Regions from separate parts of the Homo sapiens genome. Here region 2 is linked to region 1. The links are chromatin loops, found by intact Hi-C in ENCODE. Cell type or tissue: HCT116. All regions are shown on one strand. Links, peaks and the distances in the headings refer to the core of each region. The heading gives the core; the rest is flanking DNA.

Region 1 (5,381 bases), core at 279-5,278:
TCTGAACTTCTAAAGCACACTACTTTGGGACCCATCATGTTTCACATTTAACTTGGGCACAAACCAACAGTAGAAAGAAGTCTCAACTTTCCCCACAGATTTCCAAGGGGGCTCTGTGAACTAGGCTGCCCCAGGTCTTGGCAGCCAGGCCAGCCGCACGACGCTTTCCCGACTCAGACTGACAGAACAAACACGTGAACAGACACACAAAGCAAGTGCCTCTTTAAAGCATTTTAGAGAAGCGAGTGTAATCATACAGGAAAGAATAGGGGTCCACCAGGTGAGGAAAAGGAAGAGAAGAGAACGCTAAACAGAATAAGGAGTATGAGTATGAACAAAAATTCAAAATGCTCCAGGAAGAGATAAACGTTTCTGATTTTGAAACAGAGAACGTTGCAGGGGCAGACGGCAGTGGTAACACTGAAATAAATGTAGGTCAACCCAGATTGTAAAGGATCTTATGTGAGTCTGGGCTTCAGTAAGGGAAATTAAAAGGTAAGTGGATTTTTAAGGTGAGTTGTTGCAAGAACAGAAAATTTATTTTTGATCATTCCATCATAACTTCCCCATGGTTTTCCTACCTAGCAGCATTTGAAGAACGCCTGTGCGTGGAATCAGCCAGAGAGACAGCAAGAGAACCCCATCTCTGACAATGGCCTGGATCACCTATCTCTTCAAAGCAGAGTGGAACCAGGCCAGGAGGGAGGTGTCCCAGGGTGAGCATGCACAGGAGGGAGTCTGCAGAGCCAAATGCTGTGAAGCTCCTGCCTTTTGGGCCCAGAGACTTCTGAGACTCGTGCTCTCCCTCTGTGCTTTCAACTTATAAAACCTGCTGTTTTGATCTGAAAGAAAAAAAAAAGGGATTCAGCTGCTAGGTTAATGCTGTTGGCTAAGTATTTCAGAGACACTTCATGACTTACACATGAGCAGAGAATGGGCCCGGGAAGCAGCAGCTGTGGGAATCAAGGCTGTCCACTGAACCTGTATGAAGCACAATGTTCTTATCTATAAGACGGGAGAAGTAAGCCCTGTCCCACATTGCTTCCCAAGGAGGGGACAAAGGAGGCTGTTCAAGGCAAGTCTCTTCACCAGACATCTGTTGTCACATTCATGATGCTGAACAAAACCCTCAAAACCACAGTGGCATCCAAGAGGACTCACTGAATTAGCTCATGAGACTGGGCTTCAGCTGATCTGAGCTTGGCTGCTCCTAACTCTACTTGCACATGTGATTGTGCTCAGCTGCAGGTCAACTAATTGTGTCTGCTGATACGGGCTGGGCTCGCGTGCATGCCTGGAAGTGAGCTACCTATCTATTGCTGACCTAGGATGGCCATTGGCTGGAACAATGGGATGCCTTGGTTCTATTCCATGGGCATGTTTTCTAATGGCGAAATATAGGGCAAGGATGAGTGGAAACACACAAGTGCTTTTTTAGCCTCTGCAATGGCACATCTCCTAACATCCCATTGGCTAAAACAAATCACATGGTTAAGCCCAGCAACAGAGTGAGATCGTGTGACAAAGTTACAGTGGCATAAGGTGAGGATCAGAGAGTGGTGAAGAATTGGGCCATTTCTGCCATCTACCACAGCCTCTATAAACTGTAAACTATGCAAATAAATGTAAGGCAATATTACTATCCAAAGGCAATTTAATCAATGTATGCTTGTTGAATTGATTTACGTGGGCATTGGCCTGTCTCAGACCTGATTACTTTCACAAGTGTTTTCCAATTACCCCATAGTTTTTCATAGCTAGAATAAAACTCCATTTAAAAACTATCTGTAAATTTTTCTTGGACAGCTGAGCTCTCTGCTTTCTCTCCGTCTGATATTATAGTGCAGGGGTGGGAAGTGGGGGATATTCATGGTGATTTTCTGTTTCTATTTAGCTTAAGTCATCAGCGATAACTTTAACTTGGCAGTTTCATCAGGGCTCTTTCTAAATGTGCTGACATTTCAATTAAATGTCAGTGGCATCATTCTGTTTACCAGCTGGAAGATTTGTAATGGGGAATATTGGTAGTGCCAGAGACTAGAGATTTCCATTTGGTAAAATGCCAGCCAATGTTTTTTGTCTCTACTACCCCCTGAGGATCCTTCACACGTGGGTTTTGACAGGCGGATTGGCCCTTCAAGATGTCCCTCATGCTGTAGGTCAGGAATTTTCAAATTGTTCCCTGAAACCCTAATGCGGGTGCTTTTGATGTTAGGTTTTTTTTTTAATTTATTTTTTTGCTTGGAGCTTGGAATGAAACCTCTTCTGCTTTCCAAGTTTAATTAAAGAATAGTCTGAGCTTGCAAGGCAGGCAATTAAAAAGTTATTAATTACAACTACATATATATAGTAGGCTTTTAATTGAAGCAGCAAAAGAAAATCATTATTCAGTTCATAGACTATGGGACTAGGCTGCCTAGGTTTGAAGCCCAGCTCTAGCTTGCTCTGTGACTTTGGGCCACGTATCTAGCTATTTGGGCCTCCCTTTACTCACCTGGGAATAATAGTGTCTCAGAGAGTTATGAATTAAATGAGTTGACATGTTTGAAGCACTCAGAGCAGTGTTGAAATATGATTGTCCATTATTCATGTAATGCAACCAAAATAAAATACAGATAGAAGTCAGATGCTGAAGTGTATGCCAAAAAAATGCAACTGTCATCCACGATCCCTGACTTAATGTTTTCTGTTAAAACAACCTCATTGTCACTGATTGACTTTGTAAAAATTTCTAGTCATTAGAAATTACTTTTTAAATGCATAAAAAGTAATTACCATTTACCTGTTTGATATGTATCAAGTTCCAGATGAGATTTCATTTGAGAGAAAAACATTCTGCTGCTTAAAAAGTTTGAGAGCCACTGTTCTTAGCCATTTTACAGGATTCTAAGTGAAGGGCTTAAGAAAGCAAACTCAGATACTCAGATACTTATCCAGCTTCTATGTGGCCCTGGAGGACAAATTCCCAGGTTGAGTGTTTCAACACAGAGCTGAAGTCTTTCCCCAGTGGTTTCCACCAGCACGTCCAGTTCAACTAAATATTGTAAGAGCATTTGGTGGTAGCAACATCCTGTGGAAATAGTAATTGTCTTGTTTGTTTACCAGAGCTGAAAATGGTCCTTTAAATGGTTGCTAAAGCATGAGAAACCCCAGAGGTGCATGTGGATGTTACCATCATTGCTATTAGGCCTAATTCTAATATTTTGGTTCAGCAGAAGCCATGAATATGGCAGGACTCCAGGGGGAGCCCATGGCAGTAGGTTTCTGCCTCTTCACTCCTGCCACCGTGTGGACAGATTGCTGCAAATCAATAAATAGATATATTTTTAAATTTTATTTATTTATTTATTTATTTTTAGGCAGAGTCTTGTTCTGTTGCCCAGGCTGGAATGCAGTGGTGCAATCAAGGCTCACTGCAGCCTCAACCTCCTGAACCCAAGCAATTCTTCCACCTCAGCCTCCTGAGTAGCTGGGACTGCAGGTGTATGCCACCACACCTGGGTAGTTTTTTTTTTAATTTTTATTTTTGTAGAGACAACTTTTTGCTGTATTGCCCAGGCTGGTCTTGAGTTCCCAGCCTCAAATTATCCTCATGCCTTGGCCTCCCAAAGCGCTGGGCTTACGGGTGTGAGGCACCACATCTGGCCAGCAAATCAGTTTGATTCAAGTTAAGGAAGAAGCTGGTGGATCTGCAAGCTCAAACAGGGCAGTGATTCACCCACTTTTCTGCCAGGGCACTGGAGTGAAGCTGCCCTCATTCTCTCTATGCTTGCAAAAAAGCCCCTAATGCTACTGCCCCTTCATCAAAAGATCATTAGGAGAAACCCAGTAGTGGGGATGCCACCAGCTACCATTATGTTCAGCACAGCTCCCTACACTGAACAGGATCTGCCCCACTTCACAGGTGGGCACATTGAAGTCCCAGTGGCCCAGCTGGGCTTTGAATTAATGGTTTCTGATTCCAGGCCCATTATGTTTTGCACTCTGTCAGCTGCTATCAGGGACGGCTTCAAGGAAGAGCTGTCAAGAACTGGAAACTTTATAAATTAATGTGAAGCTTGATTAATCTACATTATTATTATTTTTGCCCAGGGGGCCTTGGAGAAATAGACTCTATTTTCCTTTAGCTATTCCTACTGTGGGGAGTCAAACATTCCCATGCCATGGGTTCTTACCCCATTTTAGCAGCTTTATATAATACTAACTTAAAGAATAGAACTGCTTTATTCTTAACACTTCCATTGTGGTTGGCCACATAGCTTGGTTTTACTTTTCACTGTAAGGTATGTTGGTGCAATAAACATCTTTGTGTTTAATGCTGAAATACCGTTGTTGGCATACAGGAACATAATTTATTTGTATATATTTTTAAATCACAGCCCTCCTAAAAAAAGCTAAATTCTAAAAACATAGAATACAAACAGTGGGCTTGCTGAGACTCCTCCCCAGGGAGGAGGATTGGTTCAGAGAAGGTCAATACCAAATCATGCAGGGGCTTGAATGACAAGTGCAGGCCTTTTGATTTTTTTGTTTTGTTTTGTTTTCTGGGGAGTAAGGTGTTGCTAAAGAGGAAAGGAAGGTGATGTACAAGCCAAGTGTGGGACTGTAAATCTGAGGTCAAAAGATAGAATTTAATGGCTCAAAGGCCGGGAGCAGTGACCCATGCCTGTAATCCCAGCACTTTGGGAGGCCAAGGTGGGCAGATCACCTGAGGTCAGGAGTTCGAGACCAGCCTGGCTAACATGGTGAAACCCCATTTCTACTAAAAATACAAAAAATTAGCCAGGCGTGGTGGCACACGCCTGTAATCTCAGCTACTCAGGAGGCTGAGGAGGAGAATCGCTTGAACCTGGGAGGTGGAGGTTGCAGCAGTGAGCTGAGATTGTGCCATTGCACTCCAGCCTGGGCAACAAGAGAGAAACTCCATCTCAAAAAAAAAAGTAGAATTTAATGGAGCAGAAATATGAGGCAGGGACAGAAGTCAAGCCTGGCTGCTGTAGCGATTACAGCTCTGTAGGTCTCTGTTTCCTTGTCTGTGAAATAACTAGTAAGCTTAGAGAACAGAAGAGTCTTCTCAGCTTCACAGCCAGATAGACCTCCATATAAATTCTAGTTCAGCTACTTTTCCATCTGTATGATGGGGAGAATTTTACCCACTCCATAGGATCATGGTAATAACTACAATTATGATTATAAAGAACATGCTCCAGTTGTTGGCACATGTTTAAATAAGCAGTAAGTGTTTCATCCCCATCAATTTTATGGCCTGGAAATTGCCTAAGCTCTCTTCCAACTCAGATGTGCCATGGTTCTATTATGTGATGAGAAAACAATTTAGAAGAATGAAGGACTATAAATTAAATTACTAGTTAATAGATTAA
Region 2 (5,381 bases), core at 206-5,205, 700 kb before region 1:
TGATTACCGATTGCTATCAGACAGGTGGGATTTGCTAGAAGGGCCCTGGCTTAGAAAGGTGGACAAGAAAAATGATGGAAATGTGATGGGTCAGAAACCTTTGATTCCTGGGTGGCCACATGGCCACCCATGGTATAGAGCTGCAGCTGCACTCAGTTACTACCAGTAAAATTTAGAGATAGATCCAACTCGTAGAGAGGTGATTGACTGGATGCATAAGGAAATGCAAGCTAATAAGAAAAGTGAACTCTACAATCCCTTGGTTATTATCTATAATAGCTAAAATGAAACAGAGTGCTGGGTCCAACTTTGATGCTGCACCAAGCTTAGGTTTCAGGCTGAGCTTCAGCCACTAGCCTCAGAGCTACCCACAAGGGCAAAGTTAAGCAGCAACAACAAAATACCTCTCAGATCTGTGGTTACCAAGAAGGTAGTCAATGTCGGGGAAAGGCAAAACCAAGTAACTTGAAACCAGAAGGTATAATGTACAAGGATTTGTTACATTTCATAGATCCATATCATTAGTTTCCTGAGGAACCTTTACTAAAATGGACTATGAGAGTAATTTAGGGGCAGTATCTTTTGTTTTAAATGCTGCAGAATGGAAGAAATGTTTGGGTTGATGGAGGACCCACAGCTCACTATTGAAAGATTGCAGATGGCTAAACATGATCCAGACACATAGGAGGTTATTCTTGAGGAACAGCTAGTCTGGGGGACTGGATTTAAAAAGCCACTGTAAGATCTGTTTACCCTGAGAATGGGGACTGTCCAACTTCCCCTATAAATGCCAAGCAGAACACCCAAGATAAAGCAGCTAATATACTTCATGTGCAAGCCATGTGGGACTGGCTTTATGATGACCCCGATAGTCACCCACCATGTATGCCCATTACCCGTGTCATGGCCAGTGCTATAGTTAAGAGAGCCCCATTTTCATGGGCACCTCATACAACCTTGCTGCTACAAAACATCTGCTAATACATGAGAATCATTATTCAAAGGGTTATTGAAAATACAGTTGTGGTATGTTACCACCTGATAAAAGCCTATGTCACAAGAGGCTGATAGGCTAAGAAGTATGGGTAAGAAAAAAAAAAACAGATTAATATGGCTTTCCATCTGCTTTAAAAAGTGTCTTAAAATGGATTAATACACCAATTAGATAAACTGGCTTTAAGGAGCAGAAGAGTCCCTGGGAAAGAGGCATCTAGTTTCTGGGAAGACTGCTACATGTAAAATATAAAGACATATCTTCGGCCGGGCACAGTGGCTCACGCCTATGATCCCAGCACTTTGGGAGGCCGAGGCGGGCAGATGACAAGGTGAGGAGTTCAAGACCAGCCTGGCCAACATGGTGAAACTCTATCTCTACTAAAAATACAAAAAATTAGCTGTGCGTGGTGGCGAGCACCTGTAATCCCAGCTACTCGGGAGGCTGAGATAGGAGAATCACTTGAACCCAGGAGGCAGAGGTTGCAGTGAGCCGAAATTATACCACTGCACTCCAGCCTGGGCGACAGTGCAAGACTCCATCTCAAAAAACAAACAAACAAACAAAAAAAACATCAATGCTGACTAACTTTAGCTGTGTGACTTTGGGAAGTCAGTTAACCTCTGAATCTTAGTTCTCTCAAGTGTGAATTGTAAAAACAAGCCTTGTCTTAAATCTTGTCAGAACATAGTGAAATATAGAACATAAAAACCTGTTGATAAGCAGTATGCATATATCTGGAGTAATTACTTTTTTCAGTAATCCTGAACAACTCTTCACAATTTAACCTAATTTGTTCTAAATTATAGAATGACCAGAATGCTTTCAAAGTTCTTTAAATCCTTTCTGGATTTAACATGTACTGATAAACCTTTCAGCAAATGAGGATTTGAAATCTGCAGTTTACTAAATGTTACTATCTTGACTTTTCATTATAAGGAATTTTTCATAATCTTCTATAATATAATTTTACATGGCTTTCAAAAATCTTCAAAGCTGCTATTTTTCTCCTACCATGGAGCAGAAGAGAAAAAAGGTAAAAAGCTCATTGAATATAATATCAATGGTAATTAAAAAGCCACCATTTCCCCCCGCAGACAAGCTAACTTTGAGAACCTGCCAGAGCTTTCACTAACAGCAACTGACTCATTTTCTCCTGTGTTGGTCTCAGCTTATTGCATACTACTGCTAGAATGAAGTTCGTCCAGTTTTTAAAGAATCCTAAGGTGGTGAGATAAATGGTTTATATACTTCTTCTGATGTGCCCTACAGATGAACAAGTTATCTCTTCCTCCTGGATTTAAAGCAAAATACAAAGACAAAGTCCATATAGTAATTTTAAAAACCTGTATCCAAAGCTAATTTGAAAGCCCAGCTTTGCAGGTGATATTTGTGTCCTTGAGGATAGACCAGAGGTTTTCAGGGACTGGTGCAGTTTGAGAAATCCCCTGGTATGCCCCCGACCCAGGAGAGGAGGTTGGCTTCCGCCACTCCTTGGAATTCACTTAGAATTTCCCTCTTTTCCAGCAGTTAAACTGCCATGGAAGGAGCTGGCCACCACCTTCTCAACTATCCCACTCTACCTGGAGCCCTCCCAGGAAATACTGGGCAAAGTGGAGACATTACTGTGAACTCCAGAAAATTCCACGAGTGTAATCTCTTCCCACGTAACCCATCTCCCTTCCCCCAGGATCCCAGCCCAATGCAAGGTGTTCAGAGGCGTTTCTGAAGCTTGTCAATATGCCAAAAGGAATAAAATATTTCAGTCCCTTTCAAGTGAGTCAGGTTCTGTGTTAGAGAAGGCTCCTTAGGGCAGCAACAGGAAGCGAGTTTCAAAGTTTGAGGGGACGGTATTTTTAAGAAATGGGCTAATGAGTAAAACATTCAAATGATCCTGCTAAAGTTTACACTGAAAAAATGTTTTTAATTAAAAAAAAAAAAAAATCAGCTGGAAGCTTTGCTACCAGAAAAGTACCAGTAGGTGGCATGAGTGTGCAAGAAATTCCACTCAACCACCAGTCAAACCTATCTTTTGGAAAAGAGAAACGTTGGGGCAGTCAGTTCTTGTTGCTGTTCGTCCTCTAGGGTGCAGTACCAGGAGCTGATGCAAGGGACCGTCTTACTGCAATGGCACGACATCATTGGGCAGAATCGAATTATGGAGAAAATGCTTTGCAGACTATCAAGTGCGATGCAATAGTACTGTTTCCTCTTTGTGATACATGATTTTTTTTCTGCAATGTTTGTTTTAGTATCTAAAGCTTTAGCTTATACAACTTCAAAAATGTTTTTTGTCGAAAACTATGTTTTAATATTGGCTTTTAATTTGGTAATGGTAACCTGAGGCCTCAGAAAATTAAATGTCACAGTGTGACTTTGAAGTTAACCTCTGGAAGCTCCATTTCCTCGACTTTAAAATATGAAAAATAATTTCTAGAGAACATGTGTGAGGACTTTATAAGCTGTATGGAATTCTAAAAATGATATATATTACAATAACTTGAATGAGGTTCAGTGTTACTTAACCGGTAGTGTAGGCTCCAGTTGCTGCAAAGAATTTTCCCGTTCATTTCTCCATTCAGCAGTGCTTGAGTGCCTGTTATGTGTGTCAGGCAGTATAGTAATAGAACAACACCTGGCACCTGTTTCCCAGCGGCCAGATGAAGGATATTTGCAAAGCCAGTAAAATTACTGAATGCATTCCTGCTGCAGGAAATGAAAGGTATTCAGCGTAGGGGTGCATGAACTCATGAAGCAGAATAAAAGGTCTTTCCTCTTCCAGCAATTGCTTAATGTCTGCATTAGAAACAAGGAAGCCTTTCAGATTAAGTGAAAATAAATCTATTTCCATGTGTAAGAGATTCTGAAATTGGCTTAACTATACACCCTAAAACAAGCTTTATCTGTCTCCCTTGCAGAAACAAATATAAATCAGCAATTTTGGGGCATACGCCAATAGGAACACTGACACCTCTGGCAGCCAGGCCAAGCAGAGGGCTTCTGTAACAGTGAGAGGCAAGGAGTCAAGGCTCAGAGCTGCCTTTGCACAAGAAACATCCCAGGTAAAGCATGACGATGGATTGCAGGGAGGAAGGGAGGTGAAATTCAAAGAATAGTAAATCCGTAGGACCTCAGGTTTAGCCATTGGTTGTGATCAGTGTCAGTGATCTCCAACTTAAATGCCTCCAGGTGCCAGGTCACTCAAGAAGTGGGCCTATGGTAGACAGCTGAAATCAGGGCTAACGGGGTGAGCAGGGAAGAGCATGTACCCCTTAAAGATGGTCACTTTCAATTTAAGAGAAAATTCTAGCCAAATACAGTTTATTCTTTGGGCCTTAGGGGCTTCAGTTTATATTCTTTAATTTAGTCTAACCTCCCATTTTAAACATTTGGAACCTAAGGCCAGGAGAAGTGAAGTGACTAAGCCAAGTTCTCATTGTGAGGAGCAGAGACATGACTACCCAGGGTGAGACATTTCACCTTAACAAAGCACAGCAGAGTATGCTAAACGTCTTACAAATGTAGTAATATTTTCAAAACCTGGTGAGGCAAACTGGCAAAGAGTGGGGACCCTGTAACCGGAGTGCCTGTGCGTGAATCCCAGCTTTCACACATGATCACTACGCCCTGAGGCAAGTTTCTTCACCTTTCTGTACCTCTGTTCCCTCATCTCTAAAACAGGGTTAATAATAGTACTACCTTCATAGGGTTGTTGTGAGGCTAAAATGAGATAATAGATGTAAAGTGCTTAGACCAATGACTGGCCCATAACTATCATCACTCCCATTTATAGATGAAAATGGATGCTCAGAGGTTAAGGTCACACAGTTTTACTTAGAGGTCAAGCGTGTGTGTGCGCACAGACAGCTGATGTGGAACTCCCTTTTAGATGCCTGATTTCCAAGCCTGACCATCTAAGCCCCACATCTGCCATAACCAGACTTGGGAAGGAAAACAAAAGGAGGGACTGGTACAGATCCCAGAGCGAGGTGCCAGTTGTTTCTTTCCACTTTTCAAGAGTAGCTAGGCTTCTAGAAAAGCAAGCAAGGATGAAGTAGTTGACATATATCAGTGTTTCTCCAATTTGAGCATGCATAAGCCTCACCCACAAGGTGTGTTAGAACAGCCTGCTGGCTGCACTCCCAGAGATTCTGATTCCTCAGGGCTGGGTGGGGCCTGAGAACCTGCATTTCTAACTAGTAGATGATGCTGGTGCTGCCAGTCCAGAGAGCACACTTTCAGAACCACCGACATACCTCTTTTTCTAATCCTCAAAATAAGCTTATGAGCTTGGCATCATCTCCATTTTCTTATAGAGAAAACCGAGTTCAGAGCATATGGCTGACTCATCCAACAGCACACTATTTTAAAGGAATGGAATTGATCT

The links. Hi-C counts contacts between places; a loop is a spot of excess contacts. Peaks named below come from ENCODE experiments on the same cell type or tissue, not always from the same donor. Only the 100,000 strongest peaks of a DNase experiment are listed, where the experiment ranks them.
Region 2: it touches region 1 in a loop (6-fold over the local background); 6 of 110 quality-filtered maps call a loop at or near these places.

Annotation. Positions count from the first base shown.
Region 1 is chr2:30,858,992-30,864,372 of GRCh38, forward strand. It overlaps LOC124905982 (a long non-coding RNA gene), which reads right to left. Exons shown (of 4, transcript XR_007086268.1): 3 at 582-3,070. Among named protein-coding and RNA genes, the nearest start is that of CAPN13, 54 kb to the left of the region's middle. In HCT116, for the core only: a CTCF peak has its summit at 3,211 (motif pointing right); a DNase peak (open chromatin) is centred at 3,270.
Region 2 is chr2:30,162,172-30,167,552 of GRCh38, forward strand. No RefSeq gene overlaps it. Among named protein-coding and RNA genes, the nearest start is that of YPEL5, 18 kb to the left of the region's middle. In HCT116, for the core only: a CTCF peak has its summit at 3,015 (motif pointing right); a DNase peak (open chromatin) is centred at 3,060.